Linked DNA regions of Homo sapiens: regions 1 and 3 are each linked to region 2. A link is a contact called in ENCODE Hi-C data. All regions are on one chromosome and are shown on one strand. The core of a region is the stretch at or near the end of the contact, and the rest is flanking DNA. Distances in the headings are between cores, read along the strand shown. Region 1 has its middle 34 kb from the start of LINC02639. Region 2 holds the start of LINC02642 (long intergenic non-protein coding RNA 2642). Region 3 holds the start of UPF2 (UPF2 regulator of nonsense mediated mRNA decay).

The links. A loop is a pair of places that touch in the nucleus more often than their neighbours do. Pooled maps may share reads with other maps.
Region 1: a loop to region 2 is called in a pooled map, with 4 times the contacts of the local background. The contact joins the enhancer-like site here to the promoter of LINC02642 in region 2. A Hi-C loop is called at or near these places in 2 of 37 single-sample maps with no recorded cell type and 3 of 50 pooled maps.
Region 3: a loop to region 2 is called in a map with no recorded cell type, with 13 times the contacts of the local background. The contact joins the promoter of UPF2 here to the promoter of LINC02642 in region 2. A Hi-C loop is called at or near these places in 4 of 37 single-sample maps with no recorded cell type and 3 of 50 pooled maps.

What each region holds. Positions count from the first base shown.
Region 1 is chr10:3,866,114-3,870,595 of GRCh38, forward strand. No RefSeq gene overlaps it. Among named protein-coding and RNA genes, the nearest start is that of LINC02639, 34 kb to the left of the region's middle. RefSeq lists an enhancer at 3,590-4,089. Within about 2 kb of position 3,167, at least 4 of the 41 ENCODE cell types and tissues checked have a DNase peak (open chromatin) inside an H3K27ac peak, as active enhancers do.
Region 2 is chr10:7,471,599-7,475,781 of GRCh38, forward strand. LINC02642 (long intergenic non-protein coding RNA 2642) reads right to left here and starts at 1,251. Exons shown (of 4, transcript NR_184109.1): 1 at 1,172-1,251. RefSeq lists enhancers at 390-589, 600-699.
Region 3 is chr10:12,040,437-12,044,601 of GRCh38, forward strand. It overlaps UPF2 (UPF2 regulator of nonsense mediated mRNA decay), which reads right to left and starts at 2,373. Exons shown (of 22, transcript NM_015542.4): 1 at 2,319-2,373. It overlaps LOC105376416 (a long non-coding RNA gene), which reads right to left. Exons shown (of 3, transcript XR_930666.2): 3 at 3,363-3,525. RefSeq lists enhancers at 1,281-1,370, 2,541-2,790 and silencers at 1,891-1,940, 1,961-2,100.

The sequences.
Region 1 (4,482 bases), core at 1,917-4,416, 3.6 Mb before region 2:
AGTTTTTTACTTTCACATATTGAATTAACAATTACCAGTGAGTAGTTCTAATATGTTATTATAGTAGTGAAAATATAGATAGAGAACTCTATGTTAAATTTAAAAATGATCATTTCAGTGATTAGCTAGAGATCTGATAAAGTGGATCTTTAAGTTAATAAACCTGATATACTACAAGCCGTATGAGACATCCTGCTTAGCAGACTCTGGCAAACTGTTACTGGTTTAACATTGTTTTCTCCCAGGACATTCACCTTTTTGGTAATTTACACTTAAGCTATTCCCACTTGTCTGCAGTTCAGCAGAAACATACGTCTTGGCACAAATGAAAGAGTGACACCATCTCTCACAAGGACCACACTGTTGCTCATCATGTTTCCCAGAAATATGTGACATATGTTGGAGACCAAATAGAAGCAGTTCCTCAACACTTGTTTCAGGTTGTCAGAGAACTCGACCAGCAGCAAAGACAGCAAGTATTCCAGACCACCATGCAAATAATGTTCTGAAAAGAAGTCGTATTAGTCTGGTTCAAGAACAGTTTTAGCTGGTTATAGCTAACTGCCACTTCACACTTGGTGATCACTGCATAGACATATCTGAAAGGTGGAAGCACTGCTGTAGTAGCCCTTAAATACAGTTATTTTATGGGTTTTGTTGTTTTTGTTTTTGAGACAGGGTCTCACTTTGTCTCCCAGGCTGGATTGCAGCTGTGTGATCTGGGCTCACTGCAGCCTCCACCTCCCCAGCTCAAGTGATCCTCCTGCCTTAGTCCCAAGCAGCTGGGATTACAGGCTCGTGCCGCCACACCTGGCTAATTTTTGTGTTTTTTACAGAGATATGGTTTTGCCATGTTGCCCAGGCTAGTTTTGAACTCCTGAGCTCAAGTGATCCACCCGCCTCAGCCTCCTAAAGTCCTAGGATTGCAGGCATGAGCTATCACGCCAGGCCGTTTTATGTTTTATTTTTGTAAAATATTCTTGTTGTAAATTGGTGACATAATTAGTCTTAGTCCATCTAAATGCTAAGTGTCAGTTTCAACTCTAATCTAAATGATGGTCTGCAGCAGAGGTTTCCAAATATTTTGAGGATACACACCTCATCAGTAAAAAGGTTTTGATCATGAACATATAAAGACATTAACATTTGCTGATGTGTAAGACCAGCCCCTTCCTGCTGGGTGGCTTCCATGAGCAATTAGACAGTGATAGGAACAAACAATATAGAGACAGGTAAGTCTTCTGTTATATTTTGAGCATTATAAAGGATACACAGAAACATACACGTAATAAATGAATCAGATAAAAATAAATGTGCATAGAAGCTCTAATGTTCTTTTACTTGTATTGCAATATATCATTCTGTACAGAACCTTGGGTGTGTGCACCTCACCTGTGGGACCCCTGAGCCCATCTGTGAGACCTGAGGTGCTGTCACAAGTGCTCAGGGAAGGAGTGAAGTTGTTTTTCCACTGTGATGACTCTGGCTACATGAGAACGTTTTCTTTATGACTGAAGTAGAGTCACATTGGATAGCAGTAACTTTGATATCTTCATCAGAATGAGTCATTTTAATGTGTATTGCCTTGTAATCATAAAAGTTGAAGTATTACTTTTTTTTTTTAACTAGAGCACAGTTACAAGTAGATGTTTGCCATCATCATAACAAGAGGAAGTCATGGATTTTATTTTAAGGCACATAAACTGAGATCATGGGCACATGATCAAGTATCAATCTTCTATGTTGGGAGAAGACAGGGCCTAAGGTTTATGCATTACATAACATGTGCCAGGCACAATTCTAGATGGTTTGGATATGTTAAAAGAAATCATGGCTCTAAATTCCGGTACACAATGTTTAGTAGATAATAAATGCTATTATGTTTCTGATTTCATCATCAAAATTATCCAGACAGCTAGGTATGACTACACTAGTCATCCAAAATCACCTGAAAATCAGAGAGCTTCAGTGACTTTGGGTGTGGTCACTTCTTAGTAAGAGGCAGAATAGACACTTCTGATTCCATCGCTCATGTTCAGGGTTTTAATTTTTTTTCTTTTTTTGCTCCTTTCACTGTATAATTGCTCATGTGAGATGTTCCAGAGTGAATAGGCTGCCCTTTGGATATTGTCACATATAAAGACAATAAGAGTAAATAGTTGCTTATTTGAAGACATCCATAGAATGGCTCATGTGTCTTGTTTTTTGCTTTTGTTTGTTTATTTGTTTGTAGACACAGAGTCTCACTGTCACCCAGGCTGGAATGCAGTGGTGCGATCATGATTCACTGCAGTCTTGAACACCTGGGCCCAAGCTATCATCTCGCCTCAGCCACTTGAGTAGCTGGGACTACAGGTGCACACACGCCACTGAGCCTAGCTAATTTTCAACTTTTTTTTTTTTTTTTTCAGACAGAGTCTAAATCTGTCGTCCAGGCTGGAGTGCAAAGGCACACTCAGCTCAGTGCAACATCCGCCTACTCGTTTCAAATGATTATCTTTCCTCAGCCTCCTGAGTAGCTGGGATTACAGGCACCCACCATCACACCTGGCTAATTTTTGTATTTTTAGTAGAGATGGGGTTTCACCGTGTTGGCCAGGCTGCTCTTGAACTCCTGACCTCAAATGATTCGGCCCACCTTGGCCTCCAAAAGTGCTGGGATTACAGGTGTGAGACACCACGCCTGGTCAATTTTAAACTTTTTTGTAGAGACAGGGTCTTGCTCTGTTGCCCAGGCTGGTCTCAAACTTCTGGCTTCAAGGGATCCCTCCACCTTAGCCTCCCATTCTGCCACATTCTATTTCTGTAGAAGCAAGTTACAAAGTCCAGCTGACACGCAGAGGAGCAGAATTGAACCTCACCTTTTCAAAGAAGGATTGTCAAAGGATTTGTAGATATATTTTCAAGACACCACACAATGCATTTGATGAGATTCTGATTATAGACCCTTTGGCATATTTTATGTGGACTGTAAGGAACTGGGAAGGATCTAATATTTTACCCTATTTGTAAGGTTTCAAGTTAGCCTGTCCTAGTTTTGTGAATGCTGACAGAAGATATGAGTACTCTGGGTCAAAGACCAAAAGGACTTTATGACTCAAGCAATAGCAGTAGGCAGAGTATCAGCAATTTTGGTTCTCCTACTCCCCACCCCCAGAGGGTGACTGAAGGAGGGTCAGGTGACATTTGCACATGCAGTGGATTGCATTTCAGGAGGTGAACCTAAACTTGGAGGATGGGAAGCTGCCTTTCACAAGAAGCAGTAGGCATACCTGCCCTTTGCTTTGAAGGACACACAGTCTCTGTCTTCCAAAGCTGTTCACTATTTAACTATCTTTCACAAGATACTCCAGGACAAAGACTCTCACGGCCTCTACTCAGAAGATGTGCAGACATGTGAGGGTCATGGAGAATTCTCTTCCGAGTTTATGATAAAGGTGGTTGCATTAGTCAGGGTTCCCAGAGAAACAAACCAATAGGAGATAGATAGGTGGATATTTTAAGGAATTTGCTCATGGGACAGTGGAGGCTTGGTGAGTCCAAAATCTGATGGGGGTGGTAAGCAGTCTGGAGACTCAGGAAAAAGCTGCAGTTTGAGTCTGAAGACAGTTTCGTGCAGAGCCAGAAAGGGCTGATGTTGCAGATGAAGTCTGAAGGCTGTTTGCTGCTGAATTCTCTCTCGCTTGCAGGGAGGTCAGCTTTTTGTGCTCTTCAGGCCTTCGGCAGATCGGATGGGGCTCACCCATATCAGGGAAATCTCACCCAAAAATATCCTCACAGAAATATCCAGAATAAAGATTGACCACATATCTGGGCACCATGGCCCAACCAAGCTGACACATAAAATTAACCGTCACACTAGTGGTATGATTGCTTTATTTAGTTGCAAGAGTTGAAAATAAAAAAAAAAATTAAAAAGGCATTTGGCTGAGGGGCACGGAAGGGCAGCCTATATTTATTGTGAAGTAATGTGTTCAACTGTGAGGGTTCATGTCTGAAGATAGTTCTAAATAAAAAAAGATGATTTTTCTTAATTCCCATTGCCCCATTTCAGATTCCCATTTGATAATTTAAACAAATGCATACTAGCAGCCAGATGCGGTGGCTCGTGCCTGTAATCCCAGCACTTTGGGAAGCTGAGGCAGGTGGATCATCTGAGATCAGGAGTTTGAAAGCAGCCTGGCCAACACGGTAAAACCCCATCTCTAGTAAAAATACAAAAATTAGCCAGGCATAATGGCAGGCACCTGTGATCCCAGCTACTTGGAAGGCTGAGACAGGAGAATCACTTGAACCTGGGAGACGGAGTTTGCGGTGAGCTGAGATTGCACCACTGCACTCCGGCCTGGGTGACAGAGTGAGACTCCATCTCAAAAAAAAAAGAAAACAAAAATGCATACTGGCATGGTCCACCCTAGTCAAACAGATTCAAAGAACTACAGACTTGGAGGAGACCCCAGAGATAATATAATTCATCAACAT
Region 2 (4,183 bases), core at 1-2,500:
TCTCACTATCCATAAAAATGAACACAAAAGGGATCAAAGACTTAAATGTAGGTGCTAAAACTGTAAAACTGCGAGAAAAACACAAAAACATAAGTCTCCATGACCTGAAGGGTTAGGCAATAGTTTCTTTTTCCCCAGAAAGTCTGGCTGACCTTAAAAGAGCCTGCTTCACACAGCATTAAAGATCTGTTTCACACCTGATGCATTACTCTTGCAATAGGCAGGGCTGTCTATGCTATCCTTGTAACATAACTCTTGCTGTGGCTGAAATGAACACACTTAGGCGGTGTACACACACACATACACACATACAGCATGGTCGCAGCCACTCATAAAGCCTGGATCAGTCTCTTCAAATCCTACATGGGCTTCAGCCTAGATAGTCACTGGGAACAGCAACCTCTCAGGGTTAAGCCAGGAACACTACAGTCATGCTGATCCTGAAACTGTTTCAAATATAGCCTGGAGTATTTAATACCTTTATAAACGGAAATGAAACTGGGTTAAAATAACGACCCAAACCAGATGGCGCAAATGTTCTGTTCTCTTCAGAAACTGAAAGAGGAACAAAAAAGAGACTCCTTCCCAAGGGAGCAGGTGCAGCTGCTGGGGAGCATCGGGGCTTTTCCTGAGCGCTGCAGACACCTACAGCCTGGGACCACGTGCTGCTCAGAATGCTCATTCTCTGATTTGTAAGCAATTAATATGGCTGTGACAGCAGCAATCCGGACACAGCAATGCAGAATTCTCAACACAATTCTACTTCCTAGCTCTAGTATTTGCTGAAATGTGCAACAACATGTTCTATAAATCAACTAAAATTTGTTGAGTGTTTACTGTGAGCCAGACACTGTTGTACCAGTATTACTGCAGTAACTCATTTAATCCTTACAACAATCTTACGAGATGGATTCATTTTTCCAAAAATGTACATTGAAACCTAAGCAAGTTAAGTAATATGCCCAATTCATAGAGCTTCTCACCAGAGTTTGGATTCAGGTCATCTGACTCCATAAGCCAGGTGTTTAGCCCTTACTCTCTTTTGCCAAACTGCTAGAATTATAAAAAAAACTGCAAAATGAAATCATTCATTCCTTGGTGTATTTGTTTTCTATTGTCACATTACCAGAAATTTAGCGGCTTTTAAAATAACACAAATTTATTTACTTACAATTTTGAAGATCAGAGTTTGGGGCTAAAATCAAACTGTTGGCAGAGCTTCATTCCTTCTTGAGGCTCTAAAGGAGAAGCTATTTCTTTACCTTTTGCAGCTTCTAAAGGCCGCCTACGTTCGTTAGCTGGTAGCCCCCTCCTCCATCCTCAGAGCTCGTCACTACAGCCTCTGATTTTGCCTCTGCATCTCCTTTCTCACCCTGACTGTCCTGCCAGTCTCTTATCAGGACCCTTGTGATTACACTGGGTCCCACTGAATAATCTGGGATAACCTCCCCATATCAAGTTCCTTAACTCAATCACATCTGCAAAGTCCCTTTGCCATCTAAGGTAACAGATTCACAGGTTCCAGGCCCTGGGATATGGACATCTTTTGGGGATGGTCATTATTCTAACACAAATAAGGAACTAATAAGCCCACCCATGTATCTGCATCATATGTTTCTTAAAAAGAAAAAGAAAAGAAAGAAGAATAAAACACAAGTCTGCAAGTTCATAAAGCACTTAGAAACTATCGGTGGTCAATATGGGGGTCACGTGGAATTGTCCACAATGTCTACTTCTTGGTAGGTTTGTACAAAATCAACAACTGTGAAAAGTTTCACATTAAATTCAAAATCAATAGCAGAGAGAGTTGAGAAAATCCCAAATATGTGGAATTAAACAATACATTCCTAATAACCAATGAATCAAAGAAAAAAAATCACAAGGGAAATTTGAAAATACTTACAGATGAAGGAAAATGAAAATACAACATACAAAAACATATGGAATGCCACAAAAGCTGCTCATAGCAGCAGCATTATTCATTATAGACAAAAAAAGTGGAATAATTCAAATGGCCATTAAATGATGAATGGATAAACAAAATGTGGTATATTCAAACAATGGAGTATTATTCAGCCATTAAAAAGGAATGAAGTGTTGAGACATGTTATGACATGAATGAACCTTGAAAACACCCTGCTCAGGGAAAGGAGCCAGGCACAAAAAGCCACATATTATGATTCCATTTATATGCAATGTCCAGAATAGGCAAATCCATAGAGACAGAAGGTAGGTTAGCAGTTGCCAGGGGCTGGGGGGAGGGAGGAATGGGGAGGACCTTGGTGCCTCACCAGAGCACACACCAGCTAACCTGTGATGGCCATGTGGCATGAATGAGAAACAGACATTTGCTGTTTTATTTAATTTTTTAATTTTTTTTGGGGGAGGGGGACAGAGTTTTACTCTTGTCACCCAGGCTGGAGTGCAATGGCGTGATCTCGGCTCACTGCAAACTCTGCCTCCTGGGTTCAGGTGATTCTCCTGCCTCAGCCTCCCGAGTAGCTGGGACTACAGGAATCTGGCACCACACCCAGCTAATTTTTTTTTATTTTTATTTTTAGTAGAGATGGGGTTTCACCATGTTGGTCAGGCTGGTCTTGAACTCCTGACCTCAGGTGATCTGCCCACCTCGGCCTCCCAAAGTGCTGGGATTACAGGCATGAGCCACCGCGCCCAGCCCATTTGCTGTTTTAAACCAGTGAGATCTGGGGCCTTGTTTATTATCATGGAATTCTAGTCCGTCCTGATTAACAGAGGGTAATGGATAACCCGAGGGCATTTTTCCAATATCCCAAAGGGATGGATAATTAATTACGCCCCCCCCCCCTTCTATTTGGAAATTTCACTGCAAGTTCTTCTAAGTACTCTTAGGACAGGCAACAGCTGAGTGGTCCCGATGAGCCCAGGACATCTCTGATTATTTGAATGGACTTCTCTTTCCCCTCCAGGTGCAGCTGGCTGTAGCAGAATGTGGTTTGAGAGTCCCAGCAGCGCCCTGAGGCCTCTGCCTGCTGAGTTCCTCCCATGAGTCTTCAGTCTCCAAGAACTGAGCTCTACTCTCACGGGCCCCAGCCTCACTCACAGGGACCCTCCAGTCACCTTTTTTATTTTCTATTTTTATTTATTTTTTTGAGGTGGAGTCTCGCGCTGTCACCTAGGCTGGAGTGCAGTGGCGTGATCTCAGCTCACTGCAACCTCTGCCTCCTGGGTTCAAGTGATTCTCGTGTCTCAACCTCCCCAGTAGGTAGGATTGAAGGCGTGCGCCACCACGCCCGGCTAATTTTTGTATTTTTAGTAGAGATGGAGTTTCGTCATGTTGGCCAGGCTGGTCTCGAACTCCTGACCTCAGGCAGTCACCTCCTTTAGATGATGGCCTTTCTTTGGGGGTTTCTCTGTTGTCCCCACCTCTGCCACTGTCCCTGTATTCTACCCTGCCTCCCTAATCTACCCACCCTGGACTAGACTGAAAGACCTGGACCTGGATTGAATGTGGAACATCTCTTACCGGACTTGGTTGTAGGAATATGACCATGCATTCATTGCAGATGCAAGTTAAAGAAGAATATTTTAAATATTGTTGGCTTAAGCCAGGCGGCAAAATATTCAAACATAAAATCTCAGATGCAGCCAAATCAGAACAGCGTGTTCTGGTGACGCGTTTCGGCAAACGCAATCATTCACGGGCTCCTCTGAGCCTAATTAAGCAAAAGCCCAGCTGGGGGCTACAGGAAAAACAACTGTGGATTCTACCTTCATTGCAACAGGTTACAACTGCTGATTTATGCCTCTCGGCAGGAACAACTGGCCCTGGGCCAGGGAGATCACGGAGGCAGCCAAGGAGCCCATGGGTTGCCCCCCTATCCCGGTCCACCCCACGGTGAGGACAGTGCCCTCAGTCACCAAATGCTCAGGATTTACATGAAGTGGGGTAGTCAGAAACTGCAGAGAGTCCATGGAAAGATAGGGGTCACCTCTTGGGGACAGCCAGGACCAGCCCTGCACTGAGTCAACACTTCTGCTGTTCTGCCCCTGAGCCTTTGCTCCCCCATCTCTCGCCGGTCGTTTCCTGCCAAGCGTCTGGTGCCTTCCTGCTGATCCCAGCTGTTTCTTCCCAGGGGCGTCCTAGCAACCATTCAGCCCTTGCATCCTTTCCTTTGAAAGGCCACCAGTCTCCCTCCTTCCC
Region 3 (4,165 bases), core at 1,123-3,622, 4.6 Mb after region 2:
AAAAAACAAAACAAAAAAAAGGATTAGACTGTACCCTAGAACATAATAAAACAGATTCTCCGTAAAACCCTTAAGTCCTGATACTGGTATCTCCTTTCAACCACTTCATCCTTACATTACAAGCATACGCCCAAAGTATACTTGCGACTAAATTTCCGTAAACAAAAAAAAAAGACAAAAATCTAGAAGTTCATGAAGAGGCAGCAATGCAACTTGTGAAAACAACATACATGGGCTTGGAAGTCGGACTGATTTTAAATCTGCATCCCAACTCTGCAGCCTGATAGCTACAGAAATCAGGCAACAACTTCTCTGAGTCCACTTATTTATCAATAAGATGGATATACTGCTATCTATCTTGTAGAGTTCTTAAAATTCTAGCATAGTAACTAGCATGAGGGAGGCATTAATAAATGTTCTGTCACAAAGAACACTGAGAAGTTCAGCATACAATGAAAGATTTGTAAAGTCAGATAAAGACTATTAGATTTTATCTACTTCTATCCTCAATTTTTACATTCCAAGGATAGCAGCAGAGTCACCTACCCAAGATTATATATACAGCTAGTTTCCGTGGCTGGACCAACACTCACTACCCAGTGCTTTTTCACTACCTACACTAAAACGAATAAAATATACAAACACCGTGATTCACCTCAATACACGTTTGTTTTATGTCGACTTAAAAAACTGAGCACTAAGTGATATTTAATAAAATGCTAAAATTCTTATTTCAATAACTTCAAGCTTTAACAGCCAAACTTTTCATCTAAAGTGTTTCCAAAAGTTTTTCAAGTCCAAATACAATTTTAAATAGGTCCTTTCTCAAGATAGTGAGGAGAAAAAGTCGTGATCTTTTCACTGGAATCCGATTAGCTGTTACAAATTAGTTTGCTGAATACAATTATATTCAGACTACCCTTAAAAGGAAACCATGCTTTAAAACCACCTTCCTAGCTCCCAAAATAGTGTCCTGTCACTTGAACTGTATATTTTATTTGGTATTCTAAATACATTCTGAACTTCCAAAAGAAAGTAAAACTAATTTACTAGAAGTACCAATGGAGTGTATTGGGGGGAAGAGGGCACAAAAGGGGGTGTTTCCCTTTTAAAGACATTCCCTTGCAAAGTACCATATGGATTATGTATGAAATCCCAATCAGAGTGCTCCGAAAACACTCCAGTATGAGAGAATGCGGTTTTACCTTTCAATTCTCTTATTCAAAATGCTGTCAGGACAGAACAGCACAGGAACACTATCTCCCAGTTTCTGACTTTATTTTTTAAAGAACATCCTTAGTATAAAGGACGTATTAAGAACTGTTAGAAATTGTACCAGCTCACAAATGAGGAGACTGACGATGTTAAGGAACACCTAAGAACTATGGAAATGAGATAAAGCGTCAGCGAGGGTTTCACTTTGATCTGATGCATCGTTTCGTGTCGTGTAAGTCCTCTAAGATGAGCAAGAGAGCTGAAGGTCCGATCACCCCAGCGTGGACCCAGCTGGCTCTGCTCTGCCAACCTGGGGACCAAATATCCTGTGATCACTTCCTTAGTCCAACAGTCCTAGCAAGAAGAGAGTGCTTGGCGCCTTGAAGAGGTGAAGGTAAAGTGAAGAATCAACCAGCCTATGTGATTAAAAGGAAGTCAACCAAACAGCCCATGCCCACCATCCCCAGATACACCCCAAGCCCCTTCCCCTACACATACCTCTCCTACAAACCCCTGCTCTGGTGGTGTAGGAACCTCTAAACCCACCACACTTCCCCGACACAACTCCCCTTCCCACAGGTATCCACGGTCACCTTCGCGGACCATCGCTGCCCCAACCCCAACTTCTCGCCCCACACTCCCTCGCCACAGAAGCCTTCCCGGCCGGTCTCCCCACTCCGCAGCCTCCCACACACGCGCCCTCCCCACTTTCTCGCCCTCGCTTCCCTCCCGGCTCTCGAGGAGCTTCCCCCGACCTCCCCTCGCTCTCCTCCACGCCCCCGAACACTTTCGCCCCTCCACCGCGGGCTCCCCGCCTCCAGTCTCGAGGCCCGGCCCAGGCATGTGGGGCAGGCACCTCCTCCACCGCCCCCCAAGCATGGCCCGGCCCGGGGGCTCCCGCGTTGATGGGAGCCTCGGAGACAGGGGGTCTGAGGAGAACGACGCCGGACCCGCGGTCCCTCCACTGCTCGCCGACCCCGGAGAGCTGGAGTGTGGAGTCGCCTCTGGGGTCCCCCAGGGAGTAGGAGTCTAGGCCGGTGCCCCCCAGCCCCATTTCCTCCCGATCGTTGGAGCGGAGGGGAAGGAGGATCCCCGGGACTCACCTCGAGCCTGTTGTCAACATTAGCCCCGGGTTTCCCAGCACCAACTCCAGCGCTCGGGCTCTCCCCTCCCCTCCCCCCACCTATCTCGCAGCCGAGGGCCCGCCTTCCCTCAGCTCCCCCTCCTCCCTCCGCCCGCCAGCCCTCCCGCCCGCCACTCACCAGCGCGGCCGGGCTGAGAGTGGGGGCGGGGCGGAAGGAGGCGAGAGGGAAAAGGCCATCCGCGCGACTGCCCGATTAAAAACAGTCCTGATCGTCTTCCCTGCGGCATGCCGATGCCCTCAGCTTGACTCTGGGGTGGCGGGTCCGGGGCAAAGGCTCATATGAGTGCCATTCACTTAACAGCTCTTTCAAATTCCCCAGTCGATGAGAAGAGCGAATTTTTCAGACTGGCAATACGTAAGGTAGCCACTACCAGCACCTCAAACCAGGGCCCCAGCGGAGGGGTGGAGTGTTCCGAGGACCCGAGGCAGGAAGTGGATTGGTCGCCAGGAAAGGGAAAGCGCCTGAATTGGAGCTGCGCAGGCGCAGGCGCTTCGCGGGGGATGGGGGTGGGAAGCGCGAATGGGGCGGGGCGGAGCTCACGGGAGGCGAGGAAGTGTGGTGGAATAGTGGGAGGGTTACGGAGCGCCATTAAGGACAAGCCCGGCCACGTGATTCTCCTGGGCGTTTCCTGGTGCGAACCTAAGGAAGAGGTCTAAGAAGAGAAAGTTTGATTGGACTAATTCGAGGGGAGACGTTGAAGATTTAGAAAATTGGAAACTGGAGAAACTAAACCATATGGCTGGTTTGGGAGGTGGGAGTCGCTTAGGAATGGGTCTAGTCTTAAGAATGCCCTAAAAGACATCGAAAGTCCTGCGGGGGGATTTCCAGAAGCACTTCTAGGTGTTCGACGTAAAAACCACCCAGGGCGAAGAAGAATCAAGGCTTTTTCCATACACTTCTTAGAAAGTACCTGGTTCTAGCAAGCAAACTTTTAAAAATTACAGTGGCAAGACTTCCCTGAGTTATCAAATCACCCATTTTAAAAAAAAAATGGCTAGCGTCGACATTTCTTCTGAATGCGAACCCAGGCCGACTTTCAAAAATGGGTATCAGTTTATCCACACTGCTTATTTCCTCCTGAATTGCTGAAATGGTGCATCTGGCCTCGAAACAGTACTGGGTTCTGCCAACATGATCCGAGTAGGTGGCTCTGGCTGGTCCGGAGCTAGAGGAACAAGGGTGCGAAACTGGTCTTGACGTTTGCTTGACTTGAGGGGGCCCCACCTGGTGCCCAAGCCCACGTAATGAACTACTACCAACCACAAATACTTGAGGCAAGTCCAGGTTCCCTATGACTCAACCTTTGCCCATTTGCCTCTATTTACTGTTTGCTTCCCCATTTACTCTTAGCACGCAAATTATCCTCTCATACTGAGTGTTGCTGCTTCCTGTATTTAAAAATATATATTTTTTATACACTACACATAGGTCAGTCATTTAAAGGATAGTGAAAGAGAAAGATGAAGGCCGGGCACGGTGGCTCACGCCTGTAATCCCAGCACTTTGGGAAGCCGAGGCGGGCGGATCACAAGGTCAGGAGTTCGAGACCATCCTGCCTAACACGGTGAAACCCCGTCTCTACTAAAAATACAAAAAAAATTAGCCGGCCGTGGTGGCACGTGCCTGTAGTTCCAGCTACTCCGGAGGCTGAAGCAGGAGAATGGCGTGAACCGGGAAGGCAGAGCTTGCAGTGAGCCGAGTTTGCGCCACTGCACTCCAGCCTGGGCGACAGAGGGAGACTCCGTCTCAAAAAAAAAAAAGAGAAAGATGAATACTGCTATTCTGCAGCATTGATAAACAATTAT